Regions from separate parts of the Homo sapiens genome. Here region 1 is linked to region 2. Evidence: read pairs that join two places in POLR2A ChIA-PET (ENCODE). Cell type or tissue: OCI-LY7. All regions are shown on one strand. Each heading gives the region's core, and the rest is flanking DNA. Links, peaks and the distances in the headings are about the cores only. Region 1 overlaps LNCTAM34A (long non coding transcriptional activator of miR34a). Region 2 has its middle 12 kb from the start of SLC2A5.

Region 1 (12,331 bases), core at 3,918-8,917, 120 kb before region 2:
GTGCAGGGACCCAGCTGACACTTCTTATTTCGGGTCCTGCCTCTCCCGAAGCAGTCTGAACTTGCCAGCATCCAGGCAGGACGGCAGCAGCTGAGCAGAGGAGAGAGGTAACTTTCAGGGAGGGGTGTGTTGGTTTCTGGATGCTAGATCAGCTCATTGACACGCTCCTTGGATAGCCAGCAGAAAGATCCCCTTTCCTTTGGGTTTTAAAAAGCTTTCTCCCCTAAGAAGCCGGAGTCCTCTGCCTGCACTTTGCAGAAACTCTGGGCGCTAAGAACTCCATCCAGGTCCTTCCCCGTTGGCTTACCGGCACAGCACTGTGGGGAGAGCTGAGTCAGTTGCTCACAGGAGTAAATTTTTAGGAATAATTTTTTAAATTGCTGTTTGAATTCTTTTTTTTTTTAAAGATTGGGTTTCTTTCTCATGTTGGTTTTATGTTTGCACCTTGTATTTTAATTAAGCTACAAAGAGTATAAGTTTGTGGAGAAGATTTTGGTGGAGGTTTTACGATTAAAAAAAAAAACTACTCCATTGCAGTCCCGCTGCAGTCCCAGAAACCTGGTTTAACTGCAGAGGCTCTCACGGTACAGCCTGCTTCTCCTCTTTACCCTTGCCAGAGTCTGAGCGTCTGGTTCCCACCTGTCTGACTTCTCCAAGCCCCCCATCCCCATCTCCTTGCCCACCTACCCTCTGCGAAGGACCCCGGTAAGTTGGCTGATGTCGGTGACAGTGGGGTTTGAAGGAGAATTTGGACACTGCAGCTTTAAGAATGCCGTACTGCGAAATCTTTCTCCTTCAAGTGACTGCAGACCGCAGCAGCGGCAGAGGCAGCAGCGGCAGAGGCAGCAGCAGAAGGAGTCAGCTGGAGGAGGAGGAGGAGGAGGAGGAGGAGGAGGAGGAGGAAGGAGAGGAGGAGGGAAGGAGGGAAGGAGGGAGGGAAGGGGATGCAGCCCATTCTCAGGTCAGCTTGTTGGGTACCTCGGACCAGGGAGTGCTCAGCCCTGGGCAAATCCAAAGCACAATCAGGACGCTGACTTTGGGCTAGTTTCCCTCTCCCACATGCTGGGGGCGGAGACCCCGTGGACTTACTGATGAGTTGAGGCTTATTCCTTGCCTCAGTCGCGTGCCATCCTGCCGCGTGTGTTTGCGTCTGGTTAGCTGGCTCTCTCAGCCATGTGGAATTGGGCCGGAGAATGCGGGTCTGGTCTCTGTTGTGATCTTTCTCCAGCTTGGCTTGAAACCTGGGAACACTGACGCAGCCTTCATGGTCTTGTTCACTGGGGATGGAGGTTTTCTTCTTCCGGATTTACTGAGATGAGCTCTGGAGGGAAACTCGAATAGAATGATTAGTGGCCGCCGGGGCAGAGGCTGTAGCATTTAAGAAGGGGATGGACTGCTTCTGTGTTGGTAGCAGGTGTTGAATGATGGGAGCATTGGGTGCCAGGCAGAAGAGGAGGGGTCTCCATAAGGGGCTCGTCTAGATGGGACTGCACAAAAGCAGCAGGAAGCACACTTGGGACAGTGGCTCTTTCTGGGGAAGTACATAAGCAGCCTGAGACATGTGAGCTATGGTCTCTGGGACCCAGACTCCTATGCACCCAGCCAAAGGGCCTCCCCAAAGTCATTTGCTGCCTCAGTAGGTGCCGGCTGGAGGAGCTCCCAGGCTGGCACTGCTGAAGTGGCATTCCCTGACACGCAGAGCTCAGATCAGGTCTGCATGGGGGGCGACATTATACAGTGCCAACAGTGGCATCTGCCCAGGTGGTCCTGGGCACTGGAGGGCTGAGCTCCTTGTGATCCCTCCCAAAGCAAAAGGGTATCTTTTTACAAAGAAATTTTAGATCTCACCATAAATCACTCAAAGGATGTGCAGCAAACCTCTCAGATATAAGTTATCCAGGCAAGCCCCTGAAACAGCAGCTGGGCTTTTGGGAACGGCTGAGGCTGGTGGAGCCACATGACCCCTGTGGGTCCCTGCATTGTGTTCTGGTTCTCGCTATAGACAGGAGCCTGAATTGAAAGCTCGTGCTTAGAGAACCTGCCTGTACCGTGGCAGGAAGCTGCTGGCGTTGAAGCTCCCTGGGGCATGCAATGTGCTCATACCAAACACCTCAGTCATTTGGGGAAATTTGGGCTCATAGACAAATGTTTAATGAAGTCTTAGACCAAATCATCGCCTGGACTAGAAAAGCACTCTGCAGGCTGAACACAATTCCCTCCCCCAGAATTAGGAGCGACTTTCTACTGGCTGCTTTCGAAGTGCCCGTTCCCTCCTTGCAGCCCTGTCTCTTGCTCCATTTTAAAATACATTCCCTGTATATTGAAAACCATCTCTCCTTCTGTCCATCAATCTGCAGCAACTTAAATTTTCCAGACTAACGTGCTTGGCCACGAACGATTTTGAGCCCAGCACACCGAAACGAGTCATTGGGGTCCCACGCACTAGGGTCTTTTGAAGTCAGCATGGCAGGATGCTAAGGATGGAGACTCACCTGTGCAGCAGGCTGAACCGTAACCCATCCCAGCCTCTGACTCCCAACCCTGGAAGCTGCGAGGACCAGCTGTTTGTCTCTGGACTTTTTAGTTTGCCCTCATCCATGGGATGGAGGTATCTGTGACCTCTCCACCCGGGAGAGGGAGAGAACAGACCTGGCCTGCCCAGACACACTTTTCTCTTCTGGTGTCTCCCTTCCCAGCCTGGATGACAAACGAGTGTCCTTCCTGCCTGGAATTAGCCAAGGGAGAGGCCTGCTGGTTGAGGGCTGCAGAGCAAATGCCACTGTTGGCCCCCAGCACTCTGTCCCTGCCCACTGGTCTCTGGTTCCCTACGGGGAGGTCAAGGGAGACAGGAACTTCACAAATGGGTCCCGGGGAAGAGCAGATGACTCCAGTGGGGCTTGTGAAAGGAACTACACAGGATGAAATGAACAAGGGATGGCCGCCCTGGCCTCTACGGTCTTCATATGGCCAGAGGCCTCCTTCCCTCAGGCAGGCACTGTCTGGGCCAAAGCCACCACGGGGTGTTTGGGAAGAGGAGGTGCCAGCCGCTGAGGTGACATGAGACCCTCAGGGATGGGCAGGTGATGGAGGGATCTTAGCCTGGGACACCTTCATCTCTCAGGGAGCAGAACAGGGAAGCTGGCTGCTAAGTAGCTAGTAAGACAGGAGCGGACCTCGGACGGTGGGGGTTGCATTTCCCAGGCAGCAAATCCACTGCAGTGAATGAAATGATGCCCACCACACCACCCAGTCACCCCCATGTCAGATCCACTAGCTTTGGGGTTGCCCTTGTCCCTGCCCACGTGTCAAATCCCCACGGCCTTGTCTGTGACCCCACAGTAACATCTAGGGGGTTCCCCGGGCCTGGGTTGGGCTTGAAAGAGAATTCTGTCTTTCCATTCCCCCCAGGCCTCAGAGCAGGGTGCATTACAGCCCATCATCGTGGAGGGGAAAAAATGAGGCTAGAGTTGGTTTCAGAATTAGATGGGGGTGCATGACTAGAGGGTGATACAGAGGGGCGTACGTTTCGGACACCCTGTCCATGTCGTGGGCCAGGCTCTCCGGGACACCTCCCAATGCACCAGTGCTGACTCAGGGGTATTTCTCCGCTTGCTGCGCTCCCACCCTTTGCAACTGCCCCAGCCTTGGCCAGCCCAGCCCTTGCAGCCAGCTTCTCCCGGTCTCCTTGCGCAGGGGCAGTTAGAACCCAAGCTGCAGCAGGCCCTCCCCCGCCCTCCCCGCCCGCCTGCCCGCCTGCCCGCCGCCCGGGCCAAGTCAGCAGTGCTGAGCGCTGCGGGGCTGCAGCAGCAGCCGGCGATGCGGAGACCCTGCACCACTGCTCCGGGCGGCGCTCGCGTCCCGACGGCCACCTCCTGGCGGCTGCGCGCAGCCGGCGCCGAGATCCAGACGGACGCACGGTGCTGATTGGTGCAGTGAGTGAGTCTCCGGCTTTATTTAGACCACCGTTTCTTGACGACTGTACTTCATTGGAGTTGAGGGCTCGGAGCAGCAGGCAGCCTTCCCCGTGGGAAGGATGACAAATGGGGAGTGCTGCTTCTAGGTGCTCGTACCAACTGGCTTCGTGCGTCCTGGGATGGGCGGTGTTCACAGGCGCTTCGGGGCTGAGCGCCCACCAAGTGTGGCGCGCGCTTTTGGGAAACTCCGTGGAAGACCAGGACGGACCCCTGGAGGGTTAGGAAGACTTTGAGACCAGCCAGGGGAAGCCGTGTCCCGGGCCCTGACTGTGGATCTCCTACTCTGAACCACGGACTCCAGTTTGGAAGGCCAGGCTGCCTTTCGGATTGGGGGGTAAGGAAGGGATCCCCAGCTCAGGCAGCCTTTTGGGCTAGGGCAAGGGGACCTCTGGAACCACATTTTTGAATGCTCCCACCCATGATTTCTGGGACAGCTACTGGAGACAAATAGAGGCTCGAAGGTGTCGGGAGAAAGGCTGTGTTCCTGATGTCATGTAGTTGAACTTGGATGTGGAGGAAGTCCAGCTTCCCCTGCAGAGTAAAACCAAGCCAGCGAATGTGGGTGGGGGCCAGCAGCTGCCGACCCTCCTGGGTGATGTGATGGGCTTAGGTGGTAGGAGCCAGGGGCCTGGGGCCAGAGAGGGCAGCCCTAAGGGGGTCTAGACAGCACCTTCTGCCCAGAATGGCAGCCTTTGGTACAAGTCTTTATTTATGCCAGTGGCATGAAAATGTCGCCCGATGAATCCCCAGGGGCCCGTTCTTGGCAAAAGCCCTGTCTCCCAGCAAGATGGGAAGTGATGTCACATTGCACTCTCCAGCCCGCTCTTCTGGGGTTGTTCGAGTTGTGAGATGGTTCGGTGACTGATGCCTCTCATTGTCCCAGACCTTGTGCTTCCCCTGGGAGACCCTCCACCCTGGTGGTTGCTTTTTCCTGTCCCCATGCTTTAGCTTGAGCATCTCCACCGTGGAGGCTGCCCTTGGAGGCTGCACTGTGCTGGGAGGAGAGGGAGACTGGAGAGGGAGAGGAGGAGGAGATGGCAGGGGCAGTGGGGCCCTCAGAGCTGGTGCAGTACTGTGCTGATGTCATCACTTTTGGGGGCCTGCTGAGGCCTGTGGCTGCTCCAGAATCGACACCAGGAGCCTCTTGCTCAGCCTGGGACAGGCACAGCATTGCGGCTGCCAGTCTCCCTGACAAGGACAAGACCTGCACCTTCCAGGCAGAGCCAACTGGCCAGCTGAGGTCCTGCGACTCCTGCAGGGATGAAGGTATAAGGAAAAGGTGAGGGCCACGAGAACCGGCAATGGGACGCTGGCGGGGCTCACCTGGCAAATTGGCAGCACCAGACTCCGGAAGAGAGGGAGCAGAAGGGAGGCAGGCCGGGGACTGCAGAGAAAGGCGCCAAGGCACTGGCAAGATCCTAGCGCCTCAGATCCTGACCGTGGCACCTCCCCACCGACCATTTTCACTTTTCACCCAATGCAGTCGGTAGTTTGCTCTGCGCTTCTCATTCTCAGCAGTTCTGATTAAAGATCAGATCCCATTTTCCTTTTATGCCTTTAAACTTTAAGCCTGGCCACCCAAGACAAATGCTCTATTCAAAGCTGGAAGATACTTAGAAATCATCTGTTACAAGTCCCCAAGCTCAGCGATGAGGACAGTGAGGCCCAGAGATTAACCGACTTTCCCAAGGACACAGGAAGCTCAGGGCAGACCTGGGATTCCCTGGGACATGTGGGACACGGATGAGATCATCAGCGCTCAACCCATCAGGCATCCTGACTCAGATGCAGTAGGACAAGGTAAGGAAACTGGGGGCTGGGAGTTGACAGAGACCTGGCGCCCTGAGAACCATGGGAGGAACCAACGGCAGCAGGCAGTGTGCCTGGGCACTGAACGCTGCCTTCGAGTCGGTCTGCAGCACCTCTGATTGACAACTGTCACTGGGCAAAGTGCCAGGGGGAGAAAACATTCGGCTTCTTTTATGGTTCCTCTTCTTTTCGATTCTGGAAAATCAGGGGGCACTTGAGCCCGGCGGCTGCCTGTTAGGTTATGAGCGCTGTAATTTAGGCTTCCTCCATCAGAGGGCTCCCGACGACACGGGAAGGAAACCGAGCTGCTTCCCATGGGGCGCAGTGGTTTGCAGAATGGGGTTTTTCATTTTATTCGATCCCACGGGTTCAGGCAGAAAAGTTTTTCATTATTAGACTCATAGAAACAGAAAGTTCGCCGTTCGGCATTTGTGTCATCTCCTAGGTCATCCCACATTCCATTTTCACAATACAGAGTGTGCGCTGTGGCTTCTGCTGCTGGCTCTCATTTCTTAGGGTAGGCCTGATTAGTCATGTGTGCATCTGTTATCTGAGGAAATGTAGCAATTTTCCCAGGAGGGGCCGGCCATCCTTCAACAGGGGGGCTAAGGAGAGGTGACGGCGGCCCACCAGCAACGATGAACTCAGCATTCTGATCCAGCTGCAAGATCTTGAAGCCAACCTTGGGTTTCAAGTCAGGCCTGGCGCCCACGTCTTGCCTGGGGAATGCTACTGATTGGCAGCACGAACCCAGACAGGAGCCCTCATGGATCAGCCACTGCGGCTGGGTCGCATCCTTCCCCCTCCAGCCTTTCCCTTTGGGATCTATCTCTGTGTCCTTGTTCGGGACTTGCTGTTCACAGTCTCAGTGCACTTTTGTGTCCAGTGAGTTCCCTCTTTTCTCTCAAATGGTTCCACTTGTATAATGCATACTAATGACCTTCAGCTACTCAGAGATGAATTGCTGCGGTTATCCAGAAGACAGCCCATTTTCTTGTACCAGGAGATGACCTCTCTTCTGCATGGTAAAATAGAGATCACACGGTGTCACACTAGAGGGTGGTGCTCTGGCTTAGGCAAGCATGAGACTGTGCTGTCAGCATCCGCGTGTGCGCAGCAAACTTGTCGGGAAAATGCTGCAGAGCCGGAAAGCTGCCAGGTCCTTCATGGAGATTTAGGTGGTGTCTCGGTCAACTTGACAGAGGTGGAGAAAGTTAGCTGAGAAATTTCACCAGGGTCATCTCAAATGGGGCCAATAGGCAAAATAGAGGGTTTTTTTTGACCCTCTGATGATGTAAAATTATATCTCCCAAATAATAATTTTTTTTTTTTGAGACAGGGTCTTGCTCTGTCACCCAGGCTAGAGTGCAGTGGTGTGATCTCAGCTCATTGTAGCCTCAACCTCCTGGGCTCAAGCAATCCTCTCATCTCAGCCTTCAGAGTAGCTGGGACTACAGGCGCCCACCACCGCCCCAGGCTATGTTTCTGTACTTTTTGTAGAGACGGGGTTTTGCCATACTGCTCAGTCTGGTCTTGAACTCCTGGGCTCAAGCGATCCGTCTGCCTCGGCCTCCCAAAGTGCCATCATACCTAGCCAAAGAATTATTTTTCTTTTTTTTTCTCTTTCTTTTTTCCTTTCCTTTACTTCTTTTTTTTTTTTTTTTTTTTTTGAAACAGGGTCTCAATCTGTCACCCAGGAGTGCAGTGGTGTGATCTTGGCTCACTGCAACCTCCGCCTCCTGGGTTCAATCAATTCTCTTGCCTCAGCCACCTGAGTAACTGGGACTGCAGGTGTGCATCTCTATGCCTGGCTAATTTTTTTATTTTTTAGTAGAGACCAGGTTTCACCATGTTGGCCAGGCTAGTCTCAAACTCCTGGCCTCAAGTGATCTGCCTGCCTCAGCCTCCCAAAGTGCTGGGATTACAGGCGTCAGCAACCGTGCCTGGCTCAAAGAATTCTTGATAGCACCTTCTTGATAATTCAGTTCAAGCCAACAATAATTTACTGGGCATTCACTGACATAAGAATCAGAGCCTGAACCAGGCATGGCGGCTCTCACCTGTAATCTCAACTACTTGGGAGGCCGAAGCAGGAGGATCACTTGGGCCCAGGAGTTCAAGACCAGCCTGGGCAACATAGCGAGACCTCATCTCAACAAAAATAAATAAATATGTTTAAAAAAAGAATCAGAGCTGTAAGTGTGTACAAAAAGTATAAAGTATGCCTGCCTTTAAAAATCATGGCTGGACATGGTGGCTTACGTCTGTAATCCCAGCACTTTGGGAGGCTGGAGTGGGAAGATTGCTTGAGGCCAGAAGTTGGAGACCAGCCTGGACAACATAGCAAGACCCCATTTAAATAAAATAATAATAACAGAAATTTTTAAAGAAAGAATAAAAAAGCATTTTACTATAGGGGTGGCAAGAAGGTGGCAAAGCACTAAGATCCAGGGGACCACTTTTCGGTGACAGAGTTGATGGTTCAGTTTGTGCCTTTTTCTCCTTCCCCTTTGATCCAAATCAAGAATGAAACTTTGACCTAAGGTAAAGAATGAAACTCAGACATTTTGCCAGCTTGCCAGATCACTTGTATTTAGAAGCATTGCTAGTTGACCTGTCCAATCCTGGGTCTCAGATTCCTATTGCAGGGCTTATGTCAATATCTGTCACTTACAGCCGGGCATGGTGACTCATGTCTGTAATCCCAATACTTTGGGAGGCCGAGGTGGGTGGATTGCTTGAGCTCTTCTGAGCTCGTAGTGAGCAGCCTGAGCCACATAGTGAGACTCCATTTCTACCAAAATTAGCTGGGTATGCTGACATGCACCTGTCGTCCCAGCTACTTGGGAGGCTGAGGTAGGAGGCTAGCTTGAGCCAGGGAGGTGGAGGTTGCAGAGAGCCGAGATCATGCCACTGCATTCCAGCCTGGGCAACCTGACCCTTCTGAGACAGAACCAGACTCTGTCTCAAAAAAAATAATATCTATCTATCTATCTATCTATCTATCTATCTATCTATCTATCTATCATATATATCTGTCACTTGTTTTCTTGGGGGTGTGTTGCTTCAGGGTCTGTCTGCTGGAGGTGGGGCATTTAGCTGTGCTTTGTGTTCAAAGGGGCATTCAGATATGTTTATATCATTACTAGTAAATGGCACAATTATATTGTGTTGCAGTGTGTGTGTGTGAAAGCATTCTATTTTTAAATTTTAAATGTTTTAAAGCATGCATTTTTCTAACCTGTTATTTCTTCCTGTTGCAAAATCCCAGGTCCCCTAAAACATGGTGGTGGCCTGTGTGTCTCACGTTCTCTCAGAGACCCTGCCTTGCCCTATGCAAGCCATCGCCACTTCGTGGTCTGAAGGTCACCTTGCCTTGTAGCCCAAATGTTGTAAATAGTCTGCTCAAGGTCTGAGAGACATCAGGTTTCCTTCTGTGTAATAAATGTGCTTATTTCACAATAGGGAATGCATCAGGCATAAGTATTTTTTTAAATACAAATTTGGCTTTTCTTCAAAACGAGAGGGCTAAGATAGGGCTGGCTCACGATAAAATTGTGAAATGGGCTGAGTTTGTCTTTGGTGCTCCTCTGCTGTCCTCACTCCACTACCCTCCCAGGATCCCTCATAGGCTCAAAGGGGCCCCAGGTGGCCAAGAAGCCTCTGTATAGCACCTTCACTCAGCCTGGTGGCCTGAGAGCCTTGTTTGTGTTGTATCTGGCCCACGTCTGTCTTCTCCCTTCAACATTTGCAAAGCATGTTGGGGATCCGGTGCACATAACATCTCTCTCTGTTAAGGCACAAGGTCTCTCAGGCATTTCCTGGGGTCTGCAACACTTTTAACTCAAAGGAGGGGGTTCCTGCCAGAGAGAGAAGGTTGGCGAGGGGCAGGCACTGTGTTTCAGCAGACCTGCCACGTGCCCCACAAACTGCCTTGATGTGCACCTGGACCTAGAACTGGTTTAGTTTTCATACCGCTTTGCCACTTGGCTTCTTTAGGTCCCCAGAGGCCAGAAGTCGCTGCCTTCCCAAGAGATTCCTTCAAGGCAGTTGGGAGAGACACAGCTCCAGGGAAGCAGCTCTGTGAGTGCCCTTCCCTCTTCCAGCCAGGACTCTGGGTGCTGTCAACATGCAGTTTTCTGAGGGCTGTTCTGAGCTTTCTTCCTATTTATAGAAAGACATGGGTGATGCTGAGTGCACAGCTTACTACAGTGAAAGGAGTGATGGCTGCAAACATGTACAAAAATGTGGCCATGTCTGTCAGAAGGATCGAGGGCTTAGTGCCGGTGTGGCAAGGTAGAGAAGGGGTTCCGCTAAGGACAGTGACCTGCACCTCCCATGGGCGCTACCCCGCGGTCCTCATGTTGGAAGTATTTATATGTCCTAGGATCTGGGTGCTTTTCTTTTTTCTTTTTCCTTTTCTTTTTTTTTTTTTGAGATGGAGTTTCACTCTAGTGCCCAGGCTGGAGTGCAGTGGTGCAATCTCTGCTCATTGCAACCTCTGCCTCCCAGTTCAAGCAATTCTCTCACCTCAGCCTCCCGAGTAGCTGGGATTACAGGTGCCTGCCACCACGCCTGGCTAATTTTTGTATTTTTAGTAGAGATGGGGTTTGACCATGTTGGCCAGGCTGGTGTCAAACTCCTGACCTCAAGTGATGCGCCTGCCTCGGCCTCCCTAAGTGCTGGGATTACAGGTGTGAGCCACCACGCATGCCCGGCCATGGGTGCTTTTTCTTTCTCTTTCTCTTGATCTCTGCCATCCTTTAGTGTAGATTGACCTTAGATGGGCAGTCCATTCCACCAATGACTGTGATTCTTTAACAAGAATTCTGTTTATTGAGGGTTCCACTGATGCCAGCATTTCTACAGCCTTCTCCATGCCAGGACCTCAAAGCCCAGGCAAGGAATTCTATTCAGCCCACCTTTCAGTGGGTGACCCTTTCTCCTATAGACCAATTCCTATACCCTGCTGGCATGGATTCCTTTTTCTTTTTTTTCTTTCTCTTTCTTTCTTATTAATAGACTTATGTGGTTATCTGCATGAGAAATGAAGTGCTTATGTTAACATTTTCTGAATTGGGAGGGGATGGTTACTGTTCCCCTCCATGGGCCTTTGTCTCTAAGAGATGAGCACTTCCTTAGTACCGCTCCCGCTGATGTTTCCCTGGGGGCCCAGGATGGATACAGCCTTAGGTTCCGTGTCCTGTTGCTGTTACTGATGGCCGCAACTAATGACGGATGGCCACCTCTCCCGCCCTAGTCTGTTTCATTCCTTTGGCTTCAGGGAGGGGAAGAGTTGCCTTCTTCGCAACTCCTTGTACGTAGGAACAAGAAGCCAAAGTAGTGGGCCCAGGAGGGAGGAGAGCCAGGCTTCTGGAGACGGGAACCAGGCCTTCTGAACCCACGGGGGCTCCACAGCTGTTGCTTCTGAATGCTCAGGCATCTGATCTGCCGTTGTTATCTGATAGGTTCATTTGCCCGATGTGCCGCGAGCCAGTATACTGAGACATCTGGAACCGCAGCAGAGAAAGAGTTTAAATCATAGGGCAGCCACATGAGAAGTTGGGGGGAAACCTCAAATCTGCCTCCTGAGGAGTTTGGGTTCAGGGATTTTAAGGGGTTTGGAGTGGGCCAAGCTGTGGGGATCATTGACTGGTCGAAGGGTGCAGGGTGAAGTTAGAGTGGGGGAACCTTTCAGGTGGAAGATAAGATGAGCACAGGCAGAGGCGGGGTAGCCAGTACTGGTTTCTTGTTCGTAAATGTTTCTGTAGCACTTACCAGGTGGTAGACTGTTTTGGATGCTGAGATCCAGCAGTGGACAAAACTAAGCCATGCCCACATGCAGCTTCCATTCTAGTGGTTGCTGGGGGAGACAGACAATAAACGGATGGGCAGAATTCTGTTCTGATGGTAAATATGTGGACAGGCAGGAAAGCAAGTGAGCAGGTGGGGCTGATCTGAAAAGGCCTTGTCAATCGGCAGGTATTTGATCAGGGAACAGGAGGAAAGGGGGAACAAGTCACGTGGGCATCTAGGGGAGAAGCAGTCCTGGTCGGGAACCGCAAATGAAAAGGTCCTGATGTAGGACCAGGCCTGGAGCGTTCCAAGATCAGCAAGGAGGCGGGAACAGAGTGAGACGGCTCCTGGATGCCACATGGAAGATGGACTTTGGGAAGCAAGGGCCCTGGGAAACCAGCTAGGAGGCCAGGACAATCATCCAGGCAAAAGAATGATCATGAGCCAGGTGTGATGGCTCACACCTGTAATCCCAGCACTTTGGGAGGCCGAGGTGAGCAGATCACTTAAGTCCAGGAGTTTGAGACCAGCCTGGGAAACATAGCGAAATCCTGTCTCTAAAAAAATTAGCTGGTCATGGTGGCATGCAATTAACTACTCAGGAGGCTGAGATGGGAGGATCGCTTAAGCTCTGGAAGAGGAGGTTGCAGATAGCTTGAGCTCTGGAGGCGGAGCTGAGATTGCACTACTGCACTCCAGCCTGGGCAACAGAGTGAGACCCTGTGTCAAGAAAGAGAACAATAGTAGCTTGG
Region 2 (12,331 bases), core at 4,975-9,974:
CAGGCTGTGTTGTAATAAAAAACTAAATGCTTTGGCTTTAGGTTCCCCCATAAGCCAAATGTTGGATGTTCCAGTTGGAATTGGCAAAGGGCCTCCTGGACTGGAGGCACACGAGGAAGAGAGAGAGAGAGAAGAGGAAGGAAGAGGGAGCAAGTGCTAGAGAGCGAAATACCTGTTGCGGGCAGTTGGAGGTGGATTCCTGAGACCTGAGGGTTTTGAGAGCCCACCGGAGAGTAGCCCTGGCCCGAGTCTCACAGTCCCCTTCAGATTAATTGTCCTCCTCACATAAATCGCTTGAAAAGTGAAACAAGAGAAAAGACAGGGCGGCTGTCCAGAGGCTCTCAGGATCCAGGAGTTAATTCAGGATGAGGGCCGCTGCTGCCCACTGCCTCTTGGGTTGCAAGAGAGCCTCTGCCGCCAACACCCATCCCGGGTTTTGGCACCAAATGTAAGACTTAAAGAAAGAAGAAAGAGGCCAGGTGTGGTGGCTCACGCCTGTAATTCCAGCACTTTGGGAGGCTGAGGCGGGAAGATCACAAGGTCAGGAGATTGAGACCATCCTGGCTAACACGGTGAAACCCCATCTCTACTAAAAATACAAAAAATTAGCCAGGCATGGTGGTGGGTGCCTGTAGTCCCAGCTACTTGGGAGGCTGAGGCAGGAGAATGGCGAGAACCCGGGAGGCGGAGCTTGCAGTGAGCCAAGATTGCACCACTGCACTCCAGCCTGGGCGACAGAGCAAGGCTCTGTCTCAAAAAAAAAAAAAAGAAAGAAGTAAGAAACACAAAATGTGGCTTGACAGTTAAGGACAGGTTTATTTTAGAGAAAACAAACCTGAAAGTGGCTTCTGGCCGAGTTAGGTGAGACAGCTCTTCTCTCTTACAGACCTAAGGATATTTAAGGGTTTTGAAAGAGGGGACTTATCATAGATTCGGAATGTTTCTATGTGAAGGAAAGTTTATTGTGGGGTTGGAATGTCTCTGGTCACAGGGGAGGCTGTCTTGGGGTTGGCATGTTTCTGGTCAGAGAGGGATTTATCTTAGGGTTGGAATGTTTCTGGTTATGCTGACATTAGCCATTAGGCTGATGTTTTGGGGCTGGATTTAGGGGTTTTTTAATCAAGTGGAACTTAGGATGGTGGTGTTTGCTCAAGATGGTGATGCTCCTGCTCTGTCAAGCACCAGTACCGTTTTCCATACCCTTATGATGGCATTCCAGAACCAATCAATAGCACCCATTCCCTAGTCCACTGCCCACCAAACTATCTTTGAAAATCCCTAACCTCAGCCAGGTGCAGTGGCTGACGCCTGTAATCCCAGCACTTTGGGAGGCCAAGGTGGGTGGCTTGCTTGAGATCAGGAGTTCAAGACCAACCTGACCAACTTGGTGAAACACTATCTGTACTAAAAAAATACAAAACTTAGCCAGGCGTGGTGGTGCATGCCTGTAATCCTAGCTGCTCAGGAGGCTGAGGTAGGAGAATCACTTGAACCTGGGAGGCAGAGGTTGTAGTGAGCTGAGATTGTGCCACTACACTCCAGCCTGGGCAACAAAGTGAGACTTCATCTCAATAAAAAAAAAAAAAAAAGAGAGAGAAAAAGAAAATCCCAGCCTCTGAGCTTTCCGGGAGATTAATTTGAGTGGTAACTCCCTCTCCCTTAGGGCGTGGCTGGCCTCGCAGCAATTAAACTCTTCCTTTACTGCAATGCCATGGTTTCAGTCAATTGACTTTGTCTGTGTAGCGGGCAGAAAGAACCCATCGGGCAGTTACACTTCAGGCAATGACTAAGCTGGAGAAAGAGCCCTTGAGAAAGTCCAGCTGTCATTATCCCTGCTAGTTAGCCTTTCTTCATTATCCAAGTGATCATGAAGATTGAACTCCCTGTCCCACTTCATATTAACTAGTTCCCTTCCTTTGTTCTCAGGGCCCCAGGCCCATCCTCAGCAGTCAACAGAGGACCTGGGAGGGAAGACTTATTCTTGTTGGGCAGTACCTGTTAATGAGGAAAGCATTTCCAGCAATTTCTTAGGACCATGATACCAGAGATGGGATCAGACCCTTCCTCCCTTCAGCTTTTCTCCCTGGCAGACAGCAGAACTCCCAGGATTTGCCTGGGCCCGTTGCATCAGGGAAAGCTTTTCAAATACCAGCAGATAAAACCTTTCTGCAGCCAGCACTTGTCTTGGCCTGGAGGGGAGCAAACCTGCCCCGTCCTGCACCACTGCCACCCCAGTGTAACCAAAGGTAAAATTCTAAGCCGCCCTCCCGACACAACCATCTGAATGAACTTCCTCCTCAGTCAGGGCTCTTAAAACTTAACCTGAGAGACTGTTTCAGGCCATAATGGAAGTGGGGTTCGAACATGCCTCATCAAACCTCTCCAGCACCAACAGTGACACAGACTTTAAGGCTGATAAAAAACATTTTGCAACTTATTCTCTCTGAAGCCTGCTAGCTAAAAGCTTCATCTGCATGGTAAAACTTTGGTCTCCACAACCTCTTATCTTACAGACATTCCTTTCTGTTTAATCCCAGGTCTTTAGACAAATTCAAACAATTATCAACCAGAAAGTGTCTAAATTTACCTATAGCCTGGAAGAACCCTCCCCCACCTTTGAATCGTCCCGCCTTTCTAGACCAAAACAATGTATTTCTTAAATGTGTTTGATTGATGTCTCATGCCTCCTTAAAATGTAGAAAAGCAAGCTGTACCCTTGGGCACATGTTCTCAGAACCCCCTGAGGGCTGTGTCATAGGCCGTAGTCACTCATACTTGGCTCAGAATAAATCTCTAAAAATATTTTACAGTTTGACTCTTTTCATCAACACCAGCACCACATTATCCCAGGAGGAAAAGCAGACGCGTGACAGAGTCAGAGAGCAGGCATAGAGTGCTGTGGCAGTCAGCCAGTGCCCACATCAACACCAAGGAGAGTCCTGCGGGTGCTGTGCAAGGCCGGGGTAAGTCAGTCCTGGTTGGGCACAGAGGCCTTGGGGCCGGGAGGAATCACTGATGCGCCACATTCAGGAAAAGCCTAGAGCAGAGCTTCTCGAACTTAAATGTGAGCTTGAACCACCAGGGATGTGGCCAAAATGCAGGTTCTGATTCAGCAGGTCTGGAGTGAAGTGGATTTTGCATTTTTCTAACCAGCTCCCAGGTGATGGGGCTGTTGCTGGTTTCCAGACCAACGGGGGCTGGAGGATGGTCTGGTTCCAGGGCCACCCAAGGGTGTGGCCGATGCTCACATGGTGTGGCTGCCCCCATAGGGCTGCTGGCTTCCAAAGCGTGTTTCTCAAGATCCTGGGTGAGATGCAAGATATGTTATCTGGATCTGGTGCCTGATGTAGTACCAGAGTCCGTGATGTGCTGGAACATGTTCAACAGGCTGGGATGGTGGGCCCGGGGCTGATTTATAGTGTGAGCTGATTTGTGTAATGTTTCTGATGCCAGTGGGCTAGAGGAGGTCCCCAAACGCCAGTGGGACCTTAACCGCAGGCAGTGTCCAGGCTTTTGACACCTTTGCCAGAAGGAATTCAAGGACAAGTCAGAAAATAGTGAAAGTACAGAGATTTATTGCAAAGCAAAAGGTACACACTCAAGAAAGGAGAGTTCGGGCCTACTCAAGAGAGAGTTGCACCCAGCAGGGTTGGGAGCTTCCACCTTTATGGGTTTCTTTAACCAAGGGGTGGGATATTTATGAAGATTCCTGGAAAAAGGTGAGGGTTTCTCAAAATTGTGGTGTTACCTGTTTTTATGCCAAATATGGATGTCCCAGGAACTGTCATGGCACTGGTGGATGTGGGTTTAGTATTATTATTATTTTTTTTTTTTTGAGACGGAGTCTCGCTGTCGCCCAGGCTGGAGTGCAGTGGCGCTATCTCGGCTCACTGCAATCTCCGCCTCCCAGGTTCACGCCATGCTCCTGCCTCAGCCTCCCGCGTAGCTGGGACTACAGGCGCCCGCCACCTTGCCCGGCTAATTTTTTGTATTTTTAGTAGAGACGGGGTTTCACCGTGTTAGCCAGGATGGTCTCGATCTCCTGACCTCGTGATCCGCCCGCCTCGGCCTCCCAAAGTGCTGGGATTACAGGCGTGAGCCACCGTGCCTGGCCGGGTTTAGTATGTGTTGTTTGTTTGTTTCTTTGTTTTGATATGGAGTTTCACTCTTGTTGCCCAGGCTGGAGTGCAATGGTGCAATCTCGGCTCACTGCAACCTCCACCTCCTGGGTTCAAGTGATTCTTCTGCCTCAGCCTCCCGAGTAGCTGGGATTACAGGCATGTGCCACCATGCCCTGCTAATTTTTTTGTATTATTAGCAGAGATGGGGTTTCACCATTTTGGCCAGGCCGGTCTTGAACTCCTGACCTCGGGTGATCTGCCCACCTCAACCTCCCAAAGTGCTGGGATTACAGGCATGAGCCACCGAACCCCGCAGGGTTTAGTATGTTAATGAGCACATAATGAGGTCCTACGTGAAACCTAGGTCAAATCCAGCGCTATGTTGATTCCAGTCGGCCTTAGCCAGCTTGGCCCACATCCTGTTTTTCAGGGCCCCTACTTCTGCAGCTATTTCAACAGTTTCCTTTTGCTAGTCATGCAAAACTGCTGCCTGGAATTTTCTATTCTCCTGCGACCACCCTGTATTATTCCTGTCTCATTTTCACCATGGCTGATTTCAAACCACTGTGGAGAAAAATGTGCACTTTCGTGGAAAATTGCATTGCTTCAAGCATACTCTTCCCGAATCAGCAGGGCCCTGCCCTTGCGTTGCCTTTGAGCTTACAGTTCTGTAAGTTGTAGATAAATGATGTCCCAGCAAAGTAGTTGTCTTTAAAACAATTTTTTTGAGACAGAGTCTTGCGGTGTTACCCAGGCTAGTATTGATTTCTTTTTTTTATTGGGGTGAAATTTACATAACATGAAATCAACAATTTGAAAGTGAACAATTTGGCAGCATTCACAGGGTTGCACAATTAATGAATAACTTCATCTATTTCTTCACCCCAAAAGGAAAAGGTGCCTATTAGCTGTCACTGCTCATTCCCCCTGCCCCCAGCCCCTGGCAGCCACCAATCTGCATTTTTTTTTTTTTTTGTCCTGTTTGCAGTACCATACATGATCATCGAACTGCTGCTAGAATGCCCACAGCTGTTACTGCAAATTCAAAACCCAGGAAAGACTTCTGGGAATTTACTTTAGGTCAGGGTTGGGCTGCCTGGTGCAAGATTGCACCCACAACTGGGCAGGTTCAAAAACATAGGAGCCTTTCCCCAGACCATCAATCTGCATTCTCTATGGATTTATCTATTCTGTATCTTTCACATAAATGGAATTGTACAATATGCAACCTTTTTCTGTCTGGCTTCTTTCACTCAGCATGTTTTTGAAGCTCATGTAGCACGTATGAGTACTTCTGTTTTTTTTTTAGAGACAGGGTCTCCCTATGTTGCCAAGGCTAGACTTGAACTCTGGGACTCAAGCAATCCTCCGACCTCAGCCTCCTGGGGAGCTGGGACTACAGGCATGCACCCCTGTGCCTGGCTCATTTCTTCTTATAGCTGTATAGTATTCCATTGTGTATGTGCCACAATTTGCCTATCTGTTCATCCACTGATGGACATTTTGGCTGTTTCCCCCTTTTGGCTATGTAAATACTGCTGCTACGAACATATGTGTACATGTATTCGCTTGAGTACATGTTTTTCATTCTTTTTGGGTATATATCCAGGAGTAGAATTGCTAGGTCATATGGTAATTCTATGTTTAACTTTTTGAGGAACCACCAAACTGTTTTTTCCTCAGTAGCTGAACCATTTTACATTCCCATCGGCAAGGTACAAGTGTTCTAATTTCTCCACATTCTAAACAACATTCGTTTTATTTTATTTTTTTTGAGACAGAGTCTTGCTCTGTCTCCCAGGCTGGGGTGCAGTGGTGCAATCTCAGCTCACTGCAACCTCCACCTCCTGGGTTCAAGCAATTCTCGTGCCTTGGCCTCCCAAGTAGCTGGGATTACAGGTGTGCACCAACACACCTGACTAATTTTTGTATTTTTAGTAGAGGTGGGGTTTTGCCATGTTGTTCAGGCTGGTCTTGAACTCCTGGGCTAAAACGATCCACCCACCTCAGCTCCCCAAAGTGCTGGAATTATAGATGTGAGCCACCTCACCTGACCACCAACACTAGTTAATTTCCCTTTTTTTTTAAGTATGATAGCCATCCTAATGTGTGAAGTGATACCTCATTTTGTTTTTGATTTGCATTTCTCTAGTGAGTAATGATGCCAAGTATCTTTTCATGTGCTTCTTGGTCATTTGCATATCTTCTTTGGAGAAAATAATCTATTCAAGTGTTTTGCGCATTTTGAATTTGGTTGTTTGTCTTTTGTTGTTGAGTTGTAAGAGTTCTTTATATATTCTGGATACCAGACCCTTATAAGATATACGATTTGCAAAAATTTTTCTTCTAGTCTCTTGTCTTTTTACTTTTTTTTTTTTTTTTTTTTTAAGAGAAGGAGTCTACCTCCATTGCCCAGGCTGGACTTGAACTCCTGATCTCTCCTGCCTCAGCTTCCCAAGTCGCTGGGAATATAGGCACATGCCACTGTACCCAGCTCATCTTTTTACTTTCTTGATAATGTCTTTTGAGGCACAAAAGTGTGGGTTTTGTTTTGGTCGTGTTTTTTTTTTTTGGGGTTTTTTTTTTTTTTTTTTCTGAAACAAGGTCTCATGCTGTTTCCCGGCCTGGAGTGCAGTGGTATGATCACAGCTCACTCCAGCCCTGACCAGTCAGGCTCAAGTGATCCTCCCACCTCAGCCTCTTGAGTAGCTGGGAACAAGGGCATGTGCCACCACCCTCAGCTAATTTTTTTTGTTTGTTTATTTGTTTTTAGTATTTTTTGTAGAGATGATGTTTCACCACATTGTCCAGGCCAGTCTTAACTCCTGAGCTCGAGTGATTTGCCTACCTCAGCCTCTGAGGTGCTGAGTTTGCAGGCGTGAGCAACCTCACCCACCACTTTTTCATTTTGATGAGGTTATTGGCAACCTGAAATAATTGAAAGGATCAGAATCCAGTTTAAAGGAGTTTATTCAAGGCCAGGCGGAGTGACTCACACCTATCGCCCCAGGCGAGAGGGATTAAAGGTCCCATAAGCACATTCCTTTAAGACTCAAAATAATTCCAGTTTCCAACAGCTTTGATTTTGAATTATTTGTTTTCACATTATATATAAGCTGGCTCCTGCACATCACTGGATATTATTTATGGCCTGCCTGGTCTCATTTTCTGTGGTCAAAGAGAGTGGTCTCATTAGGAAAGAACTTGAATAGACATTTCTCCAAAGATGTACAGACGGCCAACACGAATGTGAAAAGATGCTCAACGTCACTCATCATTAGGGAAATGCAAATCAAAACCACAATGAGAGCTCACCTCACACCTGTTAGGATGGCTACTACCAAAAACAACGATAACAGCAACCACAGCCCAGAAAATAACAAGTGCTGGTGAGGATGTGGAGAAATTGAAACTCTTATATACTGTTGGTGAGAACGTAAAATGGCGTAGCTACTGTGGAAAACAGAACGGTAATTCCTAAAAAAAATTAAAAATAGAATTATCATGTGATCCAGTGATCCCACTTCTGGGTATATATCCAAAATAATTGAAAACGGGGGCTCAGCGAGATACTTGTACACCCATGCGCATAGCTGCATTTCTCACAATTGCCAAAGGTATTAATAGAAGCAACCCAAGTAACCTGACAGATAAATGGGTAAACCAGATGTGGTGTGTGCACAGTGGAGTATGATCCAGCCTCAGAGAGCAAGGCAATCTTGTTCCATGTTACAGCATGAAGGACTCATGAAGACATGCTCTAAGTCTTCGGAAATCAGTTACAAAAAAGCAAATACTGCATGATCCTACTTACATGAGGTATTGTGAGTGCCCAAATTCGTAGAAGCAGAAAAGTAGAATGGTGGTTGCCAGGGACTTTGGGGAGGGAAAATGGGGAGTAGTTGTTTAATGGGGACGGAGTTTCAGTTTTGCAAGATGAAAAGGTTCTGGAGATCTGTTTCATAACAATGTGAATATACTTACCACAACTCAACTGGTACATTTATTTAAAAATGTACAGTTAAAATGATAAGTTTTATGTTATGATGTTTTTAAAAAGAGGGATATCGGCTGGGCGTGGTGGCTCACGCCTGTAATCCCAGCACTTTGGGAGGCCAAGGTGGGCAGATCACCTGAGGTCGGGAGTTTGAGATCAGCCTGGCCAACATGGTGAAACCCCGTCTCTACTAAAAATTCAAAAAATTAGCTAAGCATGGTGGCTCACGTCTGTAATCCCAGCTATTTGGGAGGCTGAGGCAGGAGAATCACTTGAGCCTAGGAGGCAAATGTTGCAGGGAGCCAAGATCACGCCACTGTACTCCAGCCTGGGTGACAGAATGAGACTCTGTCTCAACAAAATAAAGAAATAAATCAAAAATAAAAAGAGGAGTGTCTATCCAGGGTAATGTGTAACCGACAGAAGCCCCTTGGGTCCTGAAGAGCCTCTGCTGCTCCGGCTTTCACGTCTTCTGCCTGTGCTTCTCCAGGAGCACGCCCTTCCTGTGCACGTGCACTCTCTGATAGGCGAGGTCAAATTCTGTTCTTGGTGAGAAAACACATAGGCACCTTGTCATGTCTCTGAAGTTTACACCCCAGGCATATCAGAGCGTGATCAACAATCTCTCTGCCTCGGGGACATCTAGTAGGAGCTTGGAAGGGAGCTCAAGTGAGGACAGAATACAGAACTGGCTCCTGAAGGAAGATAAACTTGGAAGGCGCACGTTTTCTGGACCCTCCCTGCAGACTTGGGTTCCGGCGGCCAGGTGGCATGCCCAAGGTGGGGTGTGGCTTTTCACAGAAGAGGAAGAGGGAGACACCGCGCGTGGGCACTGGGGTTGGGAGGTCCTGTGTCAACCGACTGGATGCACTCCTCTCCCTTCCCCAGACGAGATACACTGCCTGTGCCAAAAGCAAAGCAAGGGCACTGTGGGGTGGTCAGGTCCACTCTGAATCTGTTAATGATTCCTTCCTTATCTAAATCTGGAATGTGGGAAAAGAAAAACAGCTGAGCAGTGTGAGCCCTGTGAGGTTCGCAAAATTTATTAGGCCCAGAGAGACGTGAGTGGGAACTTGAGTCACTTCCCCACCCATGTCCAGGGCAGCTATTTGACGACACTTTGTTCCTGATAGCTGCCTCACCCATTTTCTTCAGGGTTTTGGAATTCATGGTACAAAGAACAATGTAGTGTGGATCTACAGTTTACATGGTTTTGATGTAAATTCTTGGTAAAGAACTGTCTCTTCTTTAAATGAAATGTTTTTCAATAGTTTTTGGGGATACAAGTGGTTCTTGGTTACATGGATAAATTCGTTAGTGGTAATTTCTGGGATTTGGGTGCACCCATCACCCAAGCGCTGTACACTGTACCCAATACAAAGTCTTCTCTCCCTTTCCCGCCTCCTGTCAGAGGCATTGGAACCAGAGCGACTCCATCTTGAATAGGGACCGAGTAAAGTGAGGCTGAGACCTACTGGGCTGCATTCCCAGGAGGTTTAGGCATTCTTAGTCACAGGATGAAATAAGAAGTCAGCACAAGGTCACAAAAACCTTGCTGATGAAAGGATGTGGTAAAGAAGCCACAAAAACCCACCGAAACCAAGATGGTGATGGAAGTGACCTCTGGTTGTCCTCACTGTCATTATATGCTAATTATAATACATTAGCATGCTAAGAGACATTCCCACCAGTGCCATGACAATTTACAAATGCCATGGCAACCTCAGGAAGTTACCCTATATGGCCTAAAAGCGGGAGGAGCCCTCAGCTCCGGGGAACTGTCCACCCCTTTCCCAGAAAACTAGTGGATAATCCTCCCCTTGTTTAGCAAAGAACAAGAACTAATTATAAATATAATCAGTTGAGCAGCCCAGGCCACTGCTCTGCCTGTGGAGTAGCCTTTTTTTTATTTCTTTACTTTCTTAATAAACTTGCTTTCACCTTACTCTATGGACTCACCCTGAATTCTTTCTCACACAAAGTCCAAGAACCTTCTCTTGGGGTCTGGATCAGGACCAACACTCCCATTGCCCCTCCCTCCCTCCTGTCCTTCCTTCCTTCCTTCCTTCTTCCCCTTCTTTCCCTCCCTCCCTCCCTCTCTCCCTCCCTCCCTCTCTCCCTGTTTCACCCTTGTTGCCCAGGCTGGAGTGCAATGGAATGATCTCGGCTCACTGCAACCAGGTTCAAATGATTCTCCCGCCTCAGCCTCCCGAGTAGCTGGAATTACAGGTGCCTGCCACCAAGCCCAGCTAATTTTTTTCTTTTTTTTTTTGTATTTTTAGTGGAGATGGGGTTTCACTATGTTGGCCAGGCTGGTCTTGAACTCCTGACCTCAGGCGATCCACCTGCCTCAGCCTCCCAAAGTGCTGGGATTACAGGCGTGAGCCACTGCGTCCAGACTTTTCTGGGGGTTTTTTTTTTGTTTTTTTGTGTTCTTTTTTTTTTGCTTTTTTTTTTTTTGAGACAGGTTTTGACTCTGTTGCCCAGGCAGGAGTGCAGTGGCGCTATCTCAGTTCACTGCAACCTCCACCTCCCAGGCTCAAGCAATCCTTCCACTCTAGCCTCCCAAGTGGCTGGGACTACAGGCATGCAGCACCATGCCTGGCTAATTTTTGTATTTTTGTAGAGACGGTATCTTACCATTTTGGCCAGACTAGTCTTGAACTCCTGAGCTCAAGCGATCTGCCTGCCTCAGCCTCCCAAAGTGCTGGGATTATAGGCATGGGCCACCATGTCCAGCCTTCCTTTTTTCTTTTAAAAACCCACTTGTAAGGCTTGGCATGGTGGCTCATGCCTATAATCCCAGCACTTTGGGAGGCTGAGGCGAGCGGATCACGAGGTCAGGAGTTCGAGACCAGCCTGGCCAACATGGTGAAACCCTATCTCTACTAAAAATACAAAATTAGCCATGCGTGGTGGCAGGCGCCTGTAATCCCAGCTACTAGGGAGGCTGAGGCAGAAGAATCGCTTGAACCCGGGAGACGGAGGTTGCAGTGAGCCGAGATCACGCCACTGCATTCCAGTCTGGGCAACAAGAGTGAGACTGCATCTCAAAAAAAAAAACAAAAAAAACACCACACTTGTAACTATTGCTGATAGGAACATAAATTCAGGGCAACTTGAATCTATGCTCCTGGGTTGCAGTCCTCAAACTTGGCCCAAATAAACTCTCTACTTGTATGGATTTCACCTCAGTTTTTTCCTTTAGATTAATAAATGGGTGTGGCCAAGAGCCATTTCCTCTCCCCATCAATCAAGCAAGCCAAATATAGACACCACCTTGATAGCAACCCCGTTTTGTGCATCAAAGGCACATATAGGCATTTCTGCTATCATGTGATATACCTGTTCCTAAAGAACATGACATTCTGCCAAGTGGCACATCAAAATAACAGGGCTTAAGGGGAGAAATGACTGGCAAGGACCACTTGAATCCTATGCGGTTTTACAATCTGAACACAAACAAGTATAAATGCAGTCTTGATAAGCACAGCAGCTAGGGCAGATCTCCATCGCCTGGGGGAACTTCTGCTTTCTCTTCTCAGATTAGGGTCTTTGGGCCTTTCACTCCTAGTAGAGCTGTTTCATCAAAATTGAAAATCCGGCCAGGTGCAGTGGCTCACGCCTGTAATCCCAGCACTTTGGGAGGCCGAGGCGGTCAGATCATTTGAGGTCAGGAGTTCTAGAACAGCCTGGCCAACATGGCGAAACCCCGCCTCTACTAAAAATACAAAAATTAGCCAGGCGTAGTGGCGTGCGTCTGTAATTCCAGTTACTCGGGAGGCTGAGGCAAGAGAATCGCTTGAATCTGGGAGGTGGAGGTTGCAGTGAGCTGAGATTGTGCCACTGCACCCCAGCCTGGGCAACACTGTGAGACTCCGTCTCAAAAAAAAAAAAATGCCGGGCGCGGTGGCTCACGCCTGTAATCCCAGCACTTTGGGAGGCCGAGGTGGGTGGATCACCTCAGGTCAGGAGTTCGAGACCAGCTTGACCAACATGGTGAAACCCCGTTTCTACTAAAAATACAAAAATTAGCTGGGCATGGTGGCAGGTGCCTGTAATCCCAACTACTTGGGAGGTTGAGGCAGGAGAATCACTTGAACTTGGGAGGCCGAGGTTACAGTGAGTTGAGATCATGCCATTGCACTCCAGCCTGGGGGACAAGAGTGAGACTTCGTCTCAAAAAAAAAAAATTGAAAATCCAATGCAGGCT

Evidence for each region. Peaks named below come from ENCODE experiments on the same cell type or tissue, not always from the same donor. Only the 100,000 strongest peaks of a DNase experiment are listed, where the experiment ranks them.
Region 1: POLR2A ChIA-PET joins it to region 2 with 20 read pairs; 2 of 35 experiments call an interaction of 5 or more read pairs at or near these places.

What each region holds. Positions count from the first base shown.
Region 1 is chr1:9,190,355-9,202,685 of GRCh38, reverse strand. It overlaps LNCTAM34A (long non coding transcriptional activator of miR34a), which reads right to left. Exons shown (of 3, transcript NR_132738.1): 3 at 10,600-11,293. Among named protein-coding and RNA genes, the nearest start is that of MIR34AHG, 14 kb to the right of the region's middle. RefSeq lists an enhancer at 4,139-4,659. In OCI-LY7, for the core only: CTCF peaks have their summits at 5,855 and 6,058 (motif pointing right); a DNase peak (open chromatin) is centred at 6,045.
Region 2 is chr1:9,075,646-9,087,976 of GRCh38, reverse strand. It overlaps a transcript of SLC2A5 not described here and LOC124900441. Among named protein-coding and RNA genes, the nearest start is that of SLC2A5, 12 kb to the right of the region's middle. RefSeq lists an enhancer at 11,596-11,685. In OCI-LY7, for the core only: no CTCF peak of the experiment used is centred there; DNase peaks (open chromatin) are centred at 7,436, 7,786, 8,646, 9,706 and 3 weaker places; H3K4me3 peaks cover 4,753 bases; H3K27ac peaks cover 5,000 bases.